Linked DNA regions of Mus musculus: region 2 is linked to region 1. Evidence: chromatin loops called from intact Hi-C (ENCODE). Cell type or tissue: heart. All regions are shown on one strand.

The links. Hi-C counts contacts between places; a loop is a spot of excess contacts. Peaks named below come from ENCODE experiments on the same cell type or tissue, not always from the same donor. Only the 100,000 strongest peaks of a DNase experiment are listed, where the experiment ranks them.
Region 2: a loop joins it to region 1, with 5 times the contacts of the local background. A loop is called at or near these places in 10 of 42 quality-filtered maps.

What each region holds. Positions count from the first base shown.
Region 1 is chr5:4,753,838-4,761,837 of GRCm38, reverse strand. Fzd1 (frizzled class receptor 1) reads left to right here and starts at 3,622. Exons shown (of 1, transcript NM_021457.3): 1 at 3,622-7,999. The coding sequence starts at 4,258. The coding sequence ends at 6,186. In heart, a CTCF peak has its summit at 3,755; DNase peaks (open chromatin) are centred at 3,707, 4,477 and 5,487; H3K4me3 peaks cover 4,996 bases; H3K27ac peaks cover 4,226 bases.
Region 2 is chr5:4,258,496-4,266,495 of GRCm38, reverse strand. No RefSeq gene overlaps it. Among named protein-coding and RNA genes, the nearest start is that of Gm40261, 11 kb to the left of the region's middle. In heart, CTCF peaks have their summits at 2,537 and 3,665 (motif pointing left); no DNase peak of the experiment used is centred here.

The sequences.
Region 1 (8,000 bases):
CATGAGTCCCCTGAGTGGTCTCCAAGCTTGAGTCCTCACGTAGGAAACTGTATGCAACCGAACCCAGATCTCAACCACTAGTAACTTACTGTCCTCATTCAAGTGGCATAATCATTTGACAACTTTCATACTATTTAAGAAAGTTCTGATAAAAACATTTTGCTTTGGAATAAAAAGAATATTTTAGCTGATTCTGATGCTTGACAAATCAATAAGCAATAGTAAGGAGAAATCAAATTATGTTTATTATTTTATGTTGGATAAATTGAGTTGTGTTACTACCAAGTGGATAACAGTTCATACTAACTTAGTAAATACTTTTTTTTATTTGTTTGTTTTTCAAGATAGAGTTTCTCCTTGTAACCCTGGCTGTCTTGCAACTCTCTCTGAAGACCAGGCTGGCTTCAAACTCACAGAGATCCACCTGCCTCTGCCTCCTGAGTGCTAGGATTAAAGGTGCGCACCACCACTACCTGGCTTAATTTAATAACTTTTAATCTGTGAATCTCAAGGTTTTACACATCCTCAGAAAATGATGTCTTAGATACAGTGCTCAGGTTTCTTCTCTGATTATTCTTCCTCCTGCTGCCTATAACACCACCCCAATGGACTTTTTTGATAATGTGAGTTGGTGCTGGTGGTCATGGTGCACCACTTACTGGTTGATTGTTTTCTTTAAGTGTTTAATATATTTATTTTACTTTAGTAACATTTTCTGTGTCACATCTGCTTAATAAATGAAATGCTGTATTGGCACAACAAATAAAGAGGAAATCTACTTTAATGGACTTAATATTGAAAGACAACTGTCAGAAAATGATTTCTTTTCAAATTTTACATGGTCTTTTCAATGTGATCTATTTAGGGAAAGAATCTATAGGAAACTGGCTTTAAAAATAATGCCAAGAATTATAGTTACATGAAACACTACAGCAACTGATGAAACCCAAGCCAAACAAGCCATGAACCCGAAGCATGCATCTCCCTTAATGTATCTAAACCTAGTGCTCTCCATTTTGAGCTGGAGAAAAACCTAGTTTCTAGATGGTATGTTTGGCTTGATGGCAGCCTCGGGTTCCAGGTATAATAAGAACTGCCTGTTTTCCCTGCCGAGAAAAAGCCTTGCTTGCCATTCTCAGCCTCCTTTCTAGCAAATCTCATCACTAGGTGGGAGATGAAAGTTCTGAAAATTCATTAGGACAGCTTCTGAAACAGAACGAAGTTCCTCACTCTGAAGCAGAACCGAGCCTTCTATACCATTCTGTCCTTTGCCCTGTCCCTTTGAGGAGAAGGTGAGGCTGACATTGGTGGTAAATGCTCGGTGATGCTTCTTGGATGTTAATACATTAGAATAAATCCACTTCTCACCTAGCATGGTCAGCTAAAGGACCTTCAGAGAATGACGCTTGAGACACATAAGTCTTTATAAGAGATGTCTAAGAAGAGAGAGGTGGCTTAGTAAAGAGCCTAAGAGATGAATAAATATCAGCGTGGACGGTGTGACACGTTGTCCCTGGGAGCCTATGGACAGCAGGATGCTATTGGGAAGGTAAGATGAACAATTAGTATGAGTGTTCAAAAAACCCCAGAGAGGATCTCACCTCCTGTCTACCATCAAAATGTGTCACGAGTTACATTCAGCGCAGCACAGTAACAAATATTTGTTACTCGATTGTAGTTACTACCTGTTGGTCTTAAAAACTGCTAGTAATTAATTTTTTTTCTTCAAAAATACTTTAAAGCAAGCTAGACATAGTGGTGTGTACCTGAGGTCCCAGCTACTCAAAAGGTTGAGGCAGGGGGACAGTAATGTTTACACGAAGACTCAAAACACGCTTTACCGTGAACATTACAGCTTCTATGAACATTAAAAAATATAATGATAATGTATCTAGGAGACAAGTACCTGCCATTCTGATTTAATAGGTATTGGTATGACTGCAGGTTCCCTCGGACACCAACGAGCTTCACGGGGCCTGCCCGGATGTAGACAAGCCTCATCTTGAGTGGTGATCTGTACAGTGTATCGGAATGTTGATGTTTCTCCACGCGAGCCTGAGTCCTGCTCCCTCTTTCAGTCGCCCTGGAACCACTTCCCGCTTCTGTGGGGGAAAGCCACCTGCACTAGCTATCTATTGTTTGAACAGTTTGGTTCATGATATTTTGTACCAGCTAAAGAGCCCTTTCTTTCCTGTCATGACCAGGGCATGTTCTCCTTGCCTGCCCCTCAGAAACTTGAGGGGTTTGTTTGTTTGTTGCCTTTTTGTTTTGTTTTCTGTTTTGTGCTTTTCTCTTTTGCATTTTGCATCTATTTCTCCGATGACCCCTCCCATTCCTCATCTCCCGTGTTAGCAGGTCATTTACTTCCCTTGCGTCCCTTTTGAGAATGGGTGGGCACTGCCATCACTGGTGACGTTCCTGTGCCCACTGTACTATGCCCTCCTTTAAATATGTGCCAGGGCTTCCTCTGTGCTCCCTACCTCCTGAGACAGTGCTCACTGTATCATGGATGCTTGGTAAATATCTAATGAAAAGTGAATCTGTATAAAAGAAGATAGAAAATAATTCGGGAACAGTCTCGTGAGATAATATCTAATGAAAAGTGAATCTGTATAAAAGAAGATAGAAAATAATTCGGGAACAGTCTCGTGAGATAAGTCTAATCGAAGGGGGGGGGGACTCTTGATAGAATTAATAAAACATAATAGCACTTTATTGATAAATCCGACTCACACAAGTTCTTGAAAATAAACTTGCAAGAACAAGCATGTGTGTCTGCTGAGGTTGATTATCCTGGTTTGAGTCGACTGACTGACTGTGCTTGGTCTTTCAGACTCACTTTGGTCATGTGTTTTGTCCTTCAAACTAATAGCTTCAGCTTTGACTACTTCCACTGAGGAGGAACTTAAATGACCCAGGCCTCAGAAGTTCCCAACAGACCCTGCAGGGTCCCCAGTGTTTAGAAGCGGCCCTCAAATGGTCCCAGATTGATCCTCCTGTCTGGATGTATGGCTCCCGTGTCTCACGCTGGAGCACCCAATGCGTTGGTTCTCAAGCCGGTTTTCCTCCAGCATTTAATGAATAGCTTCTGTTTTCCTTTACTTCTGTTTCTGATACCATTAAAGAGAAGGGGGAAAGTTTGACTACACGACGCATACTACTCACAGGAGCATCTGGGTTTACAATTTACATCCCACCAAACTTTGCGTTTTGCTTTCATTTGACAGCGATCGGGGGAAATGGCGCGTCCAAAGTCCACCAAGGCCAGTCTGTGAGCTCCACGGTTTATTGGAGTCATAGTTTAAACAAAACCTCGACAGACTTAAATTCAAAGGAAACCCGACTCTCAAGTCAGGGGCACGCAATCAGAACGCAGCACTCAAAGTAGCAGTCTGTGACCAGAGAGTCGAGGGTAGGATTATAAAATATGAAGACAGATAAAAAGCAAGACAGAGCTAAATCCCCGCGGCCAGCCGACTCCTATTCATTATCTCCTGCCGCATATGGGACCATTCTCTTACTTGTCCTCGCCCTTTCTTCTGCAAAAGCAAAAGCGACCTAGCCTGTCCGGCTTCATAGCTACTCTTTGTGCCGGAGCGGAGTCTCTGCCACCGCCACCACTACTTCCTCCACCTCCTCCGGTCTGCTGCGGGCTCCAGTCCGGGCTCGGAGGGAAAGGGCTCCCTTTGCGCTGTGAAGCGGGTGCTGCGATTGGGCGACGGTCCCTGAGCCGCCAGCTCCGCGTCGGTTTCAAGGCTCCTCCCTCCCGGTGAAAGACAGACTGGGGGGCGCCTAGAAACCCGTTGGAGGGCGCGCGAGGGAGAGCAGAGGCTGCGAGTTGAGGGATTGACACAAATGGTCAGGCGGCGGCGGAGAAGGAGGAGGCGGAGGCGCAGGGGGGACCCAGGGCGGCTAGGCTGCCGAGAGTTGGGCGCTCCTCTGCCCGGCTGCGACCACTAACGCGGCGCCGCCTGACAAGAGCCACAGCCTGCCGCGGGCCAGGGAAGAGGGACGCGACCCCGGCGCGCCTGGACCACTCTTGCTCTCCTCGCCGCCCGCGCTTCATGAACCGCAAGTTTCCGCGGCGGCGGCGGCGGCTGCGGGACGCGGAGCAGAATCCCGGGGAGCGGGCAGAGAGCGGCCGCACCCCGACGGAGGGCACGGGCGACCAGCTCTCCCGGATCACAGTGGGAGCCACCACCCGCCGCGCCGCTGCCCGTCCCAGTCAATCCGCGCCGAGGAGGGAGCCGAAAAAGTATGGCTGAGGAGGCGGCGCCTAGCGAGTCCCGGGCCGCCGGCCGGCTGAGCTTGGAACTTTGTGCCGAAGCACTCCCGGGCCGGCGGGAGGAGGTGGGGCACGAGGACACGGCCAGCCACCGCCGCCCCCGGGCTGATCCCCGGCGTTGGGCTAGCGGGCTGCTGCTGCTGCTTTGGTTGCTGGAGGCTCCTCTGCTTTTGGGGGTCCGAGCGCAGGCGGCGGGCCAGGTATCCGGGCCGGGCCAGCAAGCCCCGCCGCCGCCCCAGCCCCAGCAGAGCGGGCAGCAGTACAACGGCGAACGGGGCATCTCCATCCCGGACCACGGCTACTGCCAGCCCATCTCCATCCCGCTGTGCACGGACATCGCGTACAACCAGACCATCATGCCCAACCTGCTGGGCCACACGAATCAGGAGGACGCCGGTCTGGAGGTGCACCAGTTCTACCCTCTGGTGAAGGTGCAGTGCTCCGCCGAGCTCAAGTTCTTCCTGTGCTCCATGTACGCGCCTGTGTGCACCGTACTGGAGCAGGCGCTACCGCCCTGCCGCTCCCTGTGCGAGCGCGCACGCCAGGGCTGCGAGGCGCTCATGAACAAGTTCGGCTTCCAGTGGCCAGACACACTCAAGTGCGAGAAGTTCCCGGTGCACGGCGCAGGAGAGCTGTGCGTGGGCCAGAACACGTCCGACAAAGGCACCCCAACTCCCTCCTTGCTACCAGAGTTCTGGACCAGTAATCCGCAGCACGGCGGCGGTGGTTACCGCGGCGGCTACCCGGGGGGTGCCGGGACGGTGGAGCGGGGAAAGTTCTCCTGCCCGCGCGCCCTCAGGGTGCCCTCCTACCTCAACTACCACTTTCTGGGGGAGAAGGACTGCGGCGCACCCTGCGAACCCACCAAGGTTTACGGGCTCATGTACTTCGGGCCAGAGGAGCTGCGCTTCTCGCGCACCTGGATAGGCATCTGGTCCGTGCTGTGCTGCGCCTCCACGCTCTTCACGGTGCTCACGTACCTAGTGGACATGCGGCGCTTCAGCTACCCGGAACGGCCCATCATTTTCCTGTCCGGCTGTTACACAGCGGTGGCGGTGGCCTACATCGCTGGCTTTCTGTTGGAGGACCGGGTGGTGTGCAACGACAAGTTTGCAGAGGACGGGGCGCGCACGGTGGCGCAGGGCACTAAGAAAGAAGGCTGCACTATACTCTTTATGATGCTCTACTTCTTCAGCATGGCCAGCTCCATCTGGTGGGTGATCCTGTCCCTCACCTGGTTCCTGGCAGCCGGCATGAAGTGGGGCCACGAAGCCATCGAGGCCAACTCACAGTATTTCCATTTAGCCGCCTGGGCTGTGCCAGCCATCAAAACTATAACCATCTTGGCGTTGGGCCAGGTGGATGGCGACGTACTGAGCGGAGTGTGTTTTGTGGGGCTCAACAACGTGGACGCACTGCGTGGCTTTGTGCTGGCGCCTCTCTTCGTTTATCTGTTCATTGGCACTTCTTTCCTGCTGGCCGGTTTCGTGTCACTCTTCCGCATCCGCACCATCATGAAGCATGACGGCACCAAGACAGAGAAGCTGGAGAAGCTCATGGTGCGCATCGGAGTCTTCAGTGTCCTCTACACTGTGCCGGCCACCATCGTCATCGCCTGCTACTTCTATGAACAGGCCTTTCGGGACCAGTGGGAGCGCAGCTGGGTGGCCCAGAGCTGCAAGAGTTATGCCATCCCTTGCCCTCACCTCCAGGGAGGTGGAGGAGTCCCACCACACCCGCCCATGAGCCCAGACTTTACAGTCTTCATGATCAAGTATCTCATGACGCTGATTGTGGGCATCACATCGGGCTTCTGGATCTGGTCCGGCAAGACACTGAATTCCTGGAGGAAGTTCTACACGAGGCTTACCAACAGCAAACAGGGGGAGACTACCGTCTGAAACCCAGACTCTTACCTTACCCTTTTTTGGCCTGATCCTAGCCATCGCCTGGAAGCTGGCCCCAAGGAATTCCTGCCAAGCCTGGCCACTCCAGGCTTCCTCGCCAGCCACTGACTTTTGCAGGCCCCTTTCCCAACAAACAGCACAGGTTCTGCAAAAGCTTCCGTCCCTGGGGTAAAGGAACGAGAGGGCCCAACTGATCGAGGTGTATGTGTATGTGCGTGTGGACCGATCTCTCTAGCCCTCTCTGATACCAGGATTGTACGCTTTTATGATTGTAAATAGCCTGTGTAAGATTTTTGTACGTATATTTGTATTTAAAGACTATCGAACACGCAGTTTTTTTTTCTTTTTAAAAATGTTTAATTATTTAGGGCAATTTACGTATTTGGAGCTTTTCTCACTTGCCCTTTTCTGCAGATTGCAGAGGAGGTAAAACAGAGCACACTTGACTAAGTGCTTTGCCCTGTGCCCTCATCTTTGTCAAGGGAGCATGGGCCTGCCTCTCCAGGGTCATTTCCTTCAGCATCTCCCGCCCCTCCCCTTCCTTGCTTGCAGTGGGAAATTTTAAGGTGCAGAACTCTGTAAAGCTTCCAGATCCCGAGGTGGGCCCCGCCCATTCCAGATCCTCCCCTTTTCAGCGGTAGAGTGTGGATGGCTGTCCCTGTGACTTCCTGATGCTGCTTATTTGAGATCCACCTTCCAGCTTTATTAGAGGACCCCAGTATGGGCTCTGCCAGTTGACCCAGCCTCCCTGTACCCCGGTGTCCCTTGCCCAGTGTCTTTCTCCTTGCACCTAAGTTGTTCAGAGGGAGTGCAGTAACCGACCGATAGCGAACTTTGGAGAGTCTGACTTTTTATGGATGAGCTCATTTTTACTCTCTAGTATCTGGAACTTGCTCTGGGTCTGGTCATCATCATGGAAAGAGCAGCAAGCTTTGTGGGTTGGGAGAGGCTAAAGAGAGAGGTTATAAAACATTAGTTCTAATTGCATTCTGATGTCTGGCAACCTACTTTCTTCCCCCTGTGATGCTGCCTGCTTCTAGATTTTACCCTTCTATGAAATGCAGACCTCGAGGTTGCCTGGGAAGCTTGGTGAAGGAATGGTTTACCTTCCTTAACAGGATAGTAGAACATACACAGAGTATGGAAACCTAAGGAGATTTCAGTGAAGTGGAGTTACTCCAAGTGAAACGCTGTTTTCTGGTTTTAGCCAAACTGCAATTAGATGTGTCTTTGCAATCTAAAAGTTGTACACAATCAACAATACACTTTGCTTACTCCTCAGCAGCACATTCTGAGGGAGAAACAGTCACACCCCCGCAGAAAGCCTGGTTGGACTTCCGAAGACAGAGGCGGTGGACTGACGGATGGGTGAGAGAGACAAACACGACCTAGGCATGCATGCTGAAGGGGAAGTGTGTCCATTCCTACTGCATCCCATCTTGTGTGCTCCTGTCTGGATTTACGGCAGTGTGTCAAATGTAAATCTCTCAAAGCCATTTAAAAATACTCACTTTAGTTATGGATGAAGAAGAGGAGAAAAGCAGTCCTCCTGATTGTAGTGTTTAAACCTTAAGAGTTTATCACAAATGCCGATACATACATAGGACCTAAATTTATCTATGTCTGTCATACCCTAAAATGACATTGGTTTTTGGATTTGGTATGCATTATTATTGTTATTATTGTTATTATTATTCTCACCACCATGAGATCATCTATATTTATAGAGGAATAGAAGTTTATATATATAAAATGCCATATTTTTAATTTCGCAAATAAAAAAATGAAAGTTTTGTACAAAATTACAT
Region 2 (8,000 bases), 500 kb after region 1:
CTAAGTTTTAAAATCAGAGAGGCCTTTTGATTGTCACTGCTATAATTTTCATAGTCAATCAGAACACACTAGTAGTATGTTACCTAGTCAGTTACATTAAAAACCATTCTAACACATGAATCTTACATTATTAGTCAAGTGTGAGAAAAAGCTCTAAATAACTCATGATAGAGAAAGCAATATAGCTAGTATAAGGGAGTGGAGTCCCCAAAAGCTCAGCGTCCATCCTCAAGTGAAATCCCAAGGTCTTAGTCTAAATATTCATTAGGCTAAATATTCATTATTCATATATAAATAATATGGTGACACACGCCACCGTTGAACCTAGTACACACGCATGCGCGCACACAGAGTTGTCATATTTAATGAAGAAGCAATCGAGTCCTTGTTATCCATTCCTATTCCTAGGAAGGTGAACCATGTAAAATTGCACTGAAACCAATAGTGATCAAATATTAAGAATTTCTTAGGAGCCCATCTACTACTAGTATTTCACACTGGTTCACAGCATATCTAAGATGTATCTACTTATCCTCACTCAGCCACCGACCTGCTCCAATAATCAATGCACATCAAAGCAAGCAGATCATGGTTGAACAGCTCGGTGAACATTCACACACTGAACACCGCCCTGTAGTTAGGACATAGTTCAGCGGTACTCTATTCTCATAAATGGGCTCACACAATATGTTCTTTGCGCGTTTAGCTATTTTCATTCAACCTCCTATTTGAATCAACATGTTTCATATAGCAGCAAATAACCCATTCTGGATGCTGTCTAACATTCTTTTGCTTTATACACCATGCATTCCACTGTTGATAAACCAAAGCAATCATTTTGTCTTTAATGTAATGAGACAAGTAGTTGCCCTGCTTGAAGCTCTTTTTGTTTTTTTTTCCCTTGCTTTGCCTCATAGTTAAAAATCCATAAATCTTACTACGGTAAGTAAAGAGGTTCCACCCACTTTGCGCTCTCCCACCCACATTTTGGCTACACTACCTTTCTTGCCTCCACTCTCTCTGATACAGGCTAAGTGCTTTGCTATTCCCGAGATGTTCTCCATGACTTCTACCATCCCATCCTCGACATTAGACCACTCACTATTGGGCTTCAATAGTAACAATTTAATGTGGTTCACTCATGCTCCTAGAAATAGATCATAAGGACTACCAGGACTTAGTCTATTGTTTGAACGCTGTGAAACAACACGGGGCTGGCTATGTCTCCTGCATTTCTCTCTGAGACCATCGGCTCTCAGGTGGTGACATCATCAGCCTTCGTCCTCTGATAGTCCCTCACGGTACTCCGCAGAGTTAGTTGGTTTCTGTTAGGATTTTATTTGGTCAATGAGAAAGAAGTGTAAGGTTAACTGCCCACATTATTGATAACAGAGAAATATAATTTGATTCTTTTTAAAGCAAAGCTCCACCCAGGACCAAAGGGAGATTTACTGCCTGTTACAGTACAGCCAAACTTCAACTCATTGAGTCAAGTAAACCAATCGAATAGAAGCATCTTTCTAGCTGGTGTGTCAATGTAAAATTATCACTGTTTTCTGCATGGTTAGCATTTCTTCAGTTTTTAATCTGTTGCATTGGCATCATACACACTCAGTTGTAAGACTCAAGGACTCCAAGATGTTGCCAACTAGAGAAACATTGAGATTGAAGTTTTATGCTTCCATCTCCAGATTGCTAACAAGATTTCTAAGGTGCCCTACAGCATGCTTTGTGGGAGTATTCCCCACAGGGAAGAGGCACAGACTCCCCACAAAACTATAAAGAGTTTCAAGAACAAAATCATTTCATCTGAAGAAAGAACAGTTTTATACGGAGAACACTTACAATGTTTTCTACAAGGTACAAAATGTTTCTGCAGAGAAAAAAAATGAAACAAATTTTACTCTGGTTTTCAAAACTGAGCCAGAGTTTTTAATCAAGCAATTAAAGAAAGTAAGCCAGCAGGTTTATGCAATTTTCAAGTTCTGGACATTTCTAATTAAGTAAAGAAAAGTGGTATATAAGAAAGTAATGTATTTTTAAAGCGTAGTGGAGAAATTAAATGTGTTCTGTTGAGGTTAACTTTTTCATGAAATAAGCTTCTTATCCTGGCAAGAAATGGGTCATAGCAATAAAAGTATGCTGCAAATTCAACTTGACAAATGAGAAAATTAATTCCAGAGGGGAAGGCCTATTAAAGGAATATTTTAATTTAATCATGCAATGAATATTTTGCGTCGCTTCTATACATGCAAGATACTGCCTTGCATATTTTAACAAGGTAAAGCATAGTATTAGTTAATCTAGTAATAATTTGTTCTGTTGTTAACATCTTAGTCATAATATAAAATGATCAAATACAAGAAAAAGGTTAAGCTCCTATATAGACATGCCAGCTCCGAATATTTGCTTATAAACTTCAAATTCCAATATGTTATGCCCATGACTTATGACATGTGCAGAACATTAATCACTTCAGTGAGCAGAAAGGCTGGCTGCTTCTTCAGCATAAAATGTGATATGATGCCACCTCATGGCTGAAAAGCAGATCTGAAGGTTTGGGATGAACAATGATGAGAATGGTTGAGGTGTGTTAGATCTGTGGAGAAAGATGCTGCTTGCTACGACCTGTAAAATCAAAACACAGAACCAGCTTAGTCCTGGGAAGAAAATACAAAGCAGCTGCATGCAGTACACGGATGCCACGTCTGGCTTACAGCTGCAATGCAAGGGTGCCACATCTGGCTTACAGCTACAATACAAGGGTGCTACCACGTCTGGCCAACAACTACAATGTGAGAGTGCCACATCTGGCTTATAGCTACAATGCAAGGATGCCACACCTGGCTTACAGCTACAATGCAAGGATACCACACCTGGCTTACAGCTACAATGCAAGGATACCACACCTGGTTTACAGCTACAATGCAAGGATACCACACCTGGCTTACAGCTACAATGCAAGGGTGCCACATCTGGCTTACAGCTGTAATACAAGGGTGCCACATCTGGCTTACAGCTGTAATACAAGGGGGCCACATCTGGCTTACAGCTGTAATACAAGGGTGCCACACCTGGTTTACAGCTACAATGCAAGGGTGCCACATGGCAATGCAAGGGTATAACATCTGGCTTACTGCTGTAATGAAAGGCTGCCATGTCTAACTTACAGCAAAAGTTTGCCCACAGCAGTCCATCAAGGACCTACCTACTTGTTTGCTATTATAGGATTTTCTCATAACCATTGTCACTTGAATTTTTCTATTACATGTTGCTATTCTTAAGACTAGTTGTTTTTTACATCAACATTCATAAACAAGAAAAATCAAATGTACTACCAAATTAAATTTTTGGAGCTAATTAAATACAGTTTACTGAGTTTTACTTTTGGATCAATTGAAAGTGTGCTTCTTACAGGTAAAAAGTCACCAGATAGTGACATTTTCTGTTTGGTTCCTTTAGTTACCCTAACAATAAATGCCAACAGGGACTAGAGAGATAGTAAAGAGCTGTGCTGCTTTTCTAGGGGACCCAAGCTTAGGTCCCAGGTCCCATCATGGATGCAGGAGAGCTCACAACTTCCTGTTACTCTAGCTCCAGGTGTGTGTGGGGGGTGGGGGGAAGTCAGATGCCATCTTCTGGCATCTGATGGTACTGCAGTCACATGCATACTACAAATAAAAATAATTAACAAAATTAGATTTTTTTTTTAAGGAGAATGCAGCTCTTTAGGACTCAATCAAAAAATAGAAATGCCAAAACTCCAACAAATGTAATGGAAGCATAGGCTAACATTCCTATCAATCTCACCTCGCTACCAAGCACCATGCACTCACAGTCCTCTCTGGAAGCCTGTCCTCTTCTAGGGTGCCACTGTTCCTCCATACGCTACGCTGATCTAATAGGTACTTTATTTTTGTCTTGGTTTGTTTTTCAGGATAGGATTTTCTGTGTAGCCCTGGCTGTCCTGGTACTTGCTCTGAGGACCAGGCTGGCCTCGAACTGAGACATCTGCCTGCCTTTGCCTCCCTGGTACAGAGATTAAAAGTGTGTGCCACTGTGTCTGGCTTTACTGTTACTTACATGTAAGCAAGGCTGAAATTTCTCTCCGCACAAGCTTTAAAGTCACATCATCAGCCAATTTTTTGTAGATCTGATTGGTTTTGCTTCTTTTGACTGTGGAATGGATCCAGGAACTCTGGGAAACACAGATCCTTCAAGGAGCTTTCAAAAACAATGCCGTTTATGAAGTCCATTGTCATCTCAGCATTACTATCACAGCTCCTGGGAAAACAAAGCAACTTCTGCCCCCAAGAACTACCTAAGAAGACCATCTTCCCATTCTTCCCAATGGCTCCCCAGTGACTTTTAATAGAGATTATCAGTGCTCAACTTTTGAACCTTTATGTATGAAGGCTATCTCATCTTGGTAGTAAACTTTTGGAAAAGGTCAAAGGAATGGTAGAAAAACAAACTCAATTGCAAGCAAGACTCTAGGGAGAACCCATTCATATAAAACAAGAGTGTGAATCTAACAATTTAAGATAAGGTAGATGAGGGGTGTATGGAAATTCTGTATTGTCTGCAACTTTTTGTGTGTCTAAAATTATTCTGATTAAAGAATTCATTTAAAACAACAACAGCAGCAGCAGCAACAACTATTCTTTGAGGAATCAGAGTCACCTGTATTAATTTGTCTGCCCTTACTAGATCGACATCTTTCCTTGCACACTTACACATTCTATGCAGACAGGCTGTCTTACATCCTAAGGGTCTGAAGCTGTATCTGACTGCTGGGGAGAGAGAGCCCAATATGATCCTTCCTAGACTGGAGTTCCCTGAGGAAGTGTCAGTGTAGACAGTGACACGCTTGCTCTGTGAGCTTAGCCAGGCCAGCTCTGTCTCTGTACTCTCCTTTCCTCTTATCATCTCACCCCTGCAGTCAGACCATGCTTACTCTCCACCTCTGTGGGAAGAACAGGAATTTTACGTATAATTCTGAACATAATGTTAGCTGTCTGGTACATAAACAATACGGAATCTTTATAGCAACTGTTTTGAGCAGCCTTAGCCAGCAGGCTCCTTAGGGCAGAACCTACTATTTTTTGTTGGTGGTTGGTTGGGTTGGGTTGGGTTGGGTTGGGTTTTGAGACAGGGTTTCTCTGTGTGTAGCCTTGACTGTGCCTGTCCTGTCCTGGAACTAGCTCTGTAGACCAAGCTGGCCTCGAACCCACAGAGATCCACCTGCCTCTGCCTAGGACTAAAGGTGTGTGCTTCCAGTGCCCAGCTAGGCCCTGCTCTTTGAGTAGCAGTAGACACATTGGAGTCTTTTCATAAATAATAACATCCATTATGAATTCCAGTTTCAGCCCTGAAATATAGGATGTGTATAAGTCAGCTTTTCTGTTACTGATAATCACATTGGTGGTAAGAGCTGCACCCATTTTCCTTTTCTGAATATTTATTTTACTTATCGTAGAACACAAAGATATAAGCCCTACTTTCAGAGTACTATTTATAGCCTGAGAAAGGACTTGTGCCCGAATCTCATAATCACACAGCTATTTGTTCACAGGCCACTCAGTCTCCCATTTGGCTGCCATTTAACTCCTGAAGCTCTCTCTGTTTAACCTTTTGGCTTCCTGAGTGGAGTAGCAGAAGCCACAGCATGGGGAAAGGAGGTTCTTAGAAGTCGCTGAGAACAAAGGTCCGCCCTGCATGAGCAGCGGTTCTCTCTTCTTGGGTAGTGCTTGCTCCTGCTATCTGGTGGGGAGAGAAAAGACCGTTTTTTTTTGTTTGTTTGTTTTTTGTTTTTTTTTATCCCCCAAGCTCACAACTGCAGAAATTTTTTTTAGAAGATTCACAACTAGGAGAAAAAGAAGCGCTTAAGGTATGGCTGCCGGTGATGTACACAGCTTCCACGAGAAGACAATGAGTGTCTAAGGATTCTTGCTGCAGATGATACGCCCAGACTGTGTATGAAGAGCACATCTATTTATCAAACGCTGCTTCTCTGCCTTGCTTTTCCTCTGGAGATTTGCTTTTCTTAGGAAATTACTAGCTTTTTTTCTTGCTATAGGCCTGAAGTGTACATCCTTGAGACTCTAGAAATCCCTACTGCACAACCCAGAAACTTCTAAACCCTCAAAACTTCACTTGTCAAGTCTCTCCTATGTTGCAGAAAATATCGAAGGATCGATAGGAGCCCCTCCTCAGAGGACCCAGAGGCAGAAAGGGCCTCTTCCTTAATGGGGGAAGACATCTGAAAATACCATCTCTGTTCCCAAGACTGCCTGTACAATCTCCTCATCAAAAAACAATGGGCAGTACACATAAGATCCCACCAGTATGTACGGCTAAGACATGTTAATAAATAAAAGTGGTTTAAAAATTCTAAATATATTTTTAAAGAGCATACTGGAAACCATAAGCATATTGAAAGACCAAAATTCCATCAGAATGTAAAGACATTACCAAGTTCAAATACATGGAAATTTGAAGCCATGTCTAACACTATAACTACCAAGCATGAACAGCTGTTAAAACTGAAGTTAACCTAAAGGACAATGAATTTGATAGTTTTCAGTCTCACTAAAAGTATGGTTGCAGAACGTTATATTGGGCAGACTAACAGGGATTATACAGTGGGGTGCATTCAGGCTCTGTAGATCCTACTATGTGATCTTTAAGTCTTCCCATAAACATTCATGGAACATCATCTCCAGAAGCTTGTACACAGAAAATGTGATATACAATATGACAATACCTGGGCATCAGAAATTTGTATTTGAGATTCAGTAAGTGTTCTAGACATGGCACAGCTGGTACACTCACAAACTAACTGCAGCCAGAGTGATATGTACAAAGCATACACAAGATCGGGCCCATAAATATTCATCATGGGTGAGAGGAGGTTCTCTGAAGCCCCACCCCTACTATCAGCTATGAATGTTTGTCGGGAGAGGGGTGTCATGTTCTCTAGTGGTGTAGTCACAGATAAGTTGCCCTTTCTTCACTGAATAACTTCCCACCCATTCCCAGGCAAGTAACGCAATAGGCCACACACAAAAAGAAGATGTGAAAGTAGGAAGGAGACTCACTGAGAAGAACAAGGCCAATGGGAGAGAAAGGATGATGGGGAAGGAGAATGGGGGCTGGCAAAAATAGTTAAAATTCACTAAGTAAGTACACGAAGCCATCAAATACTAAAAACCTTTGTGGGGAAAGAAGCATTCATATAAATAACTGCAAGATGGATACATACGCAACGCTGTGGGGAAGACACATCATTGTGCTCACATGACTAGAGATGTTTTGACACCACTTCACATTGACCTTTGATGATCTTGGGGATTCCAAGATAACACGTATGGTTCTGATGAGAAGCTGAACATTTCTACGCCATCAGCCCCATAGAAATAGCCTGTGGACGTGCGATGCTGTGGTGGCTTGAATACACTAGGTCCATGGGAAGTGGCACTATTAGGAGGTATGGCCTTGTTGGGATAGGTGTGGCCTTGTTGGAGGAAGTACATTACTGTGCAGGCAGGCTTTGAGGGATCCTAGTACTCAAGTCCCGACCAGTGGAGAAGAAGTCCCCTCCTGGCTTCTTGTGGAAGGCAGTTTCCTTCTGGTGGCCTTTTAGATCAAGATTCAGAACTCTCAGCTTCTTCTCCAGCTCCATGTCTGCCCGGAAGGTACCGTGCTTCTTATCATGATGATAATGGACTGAATCTCTGAAGCCTGTAAGCCTGCCCCAATTAAATGTTTGCCTTTATAAGATGAGTCTTCAAAGCAACGAAACCCCAGCTAAGGCAGATTCCAAAACTGCCTTTGAAAAATGACCCCCCCCCCAAATAAAAAATAATAATAAATAAAATTTTAAAAGTGGCCTTCAAAATATTCACTTTGCTAAGAAGAAAACACAAGACAAAGAAGAGACTCAGCAGGCGATGGAAAGAGCACATAGCACTCAGGATCCTAGGCCTATTAGGAGCTAC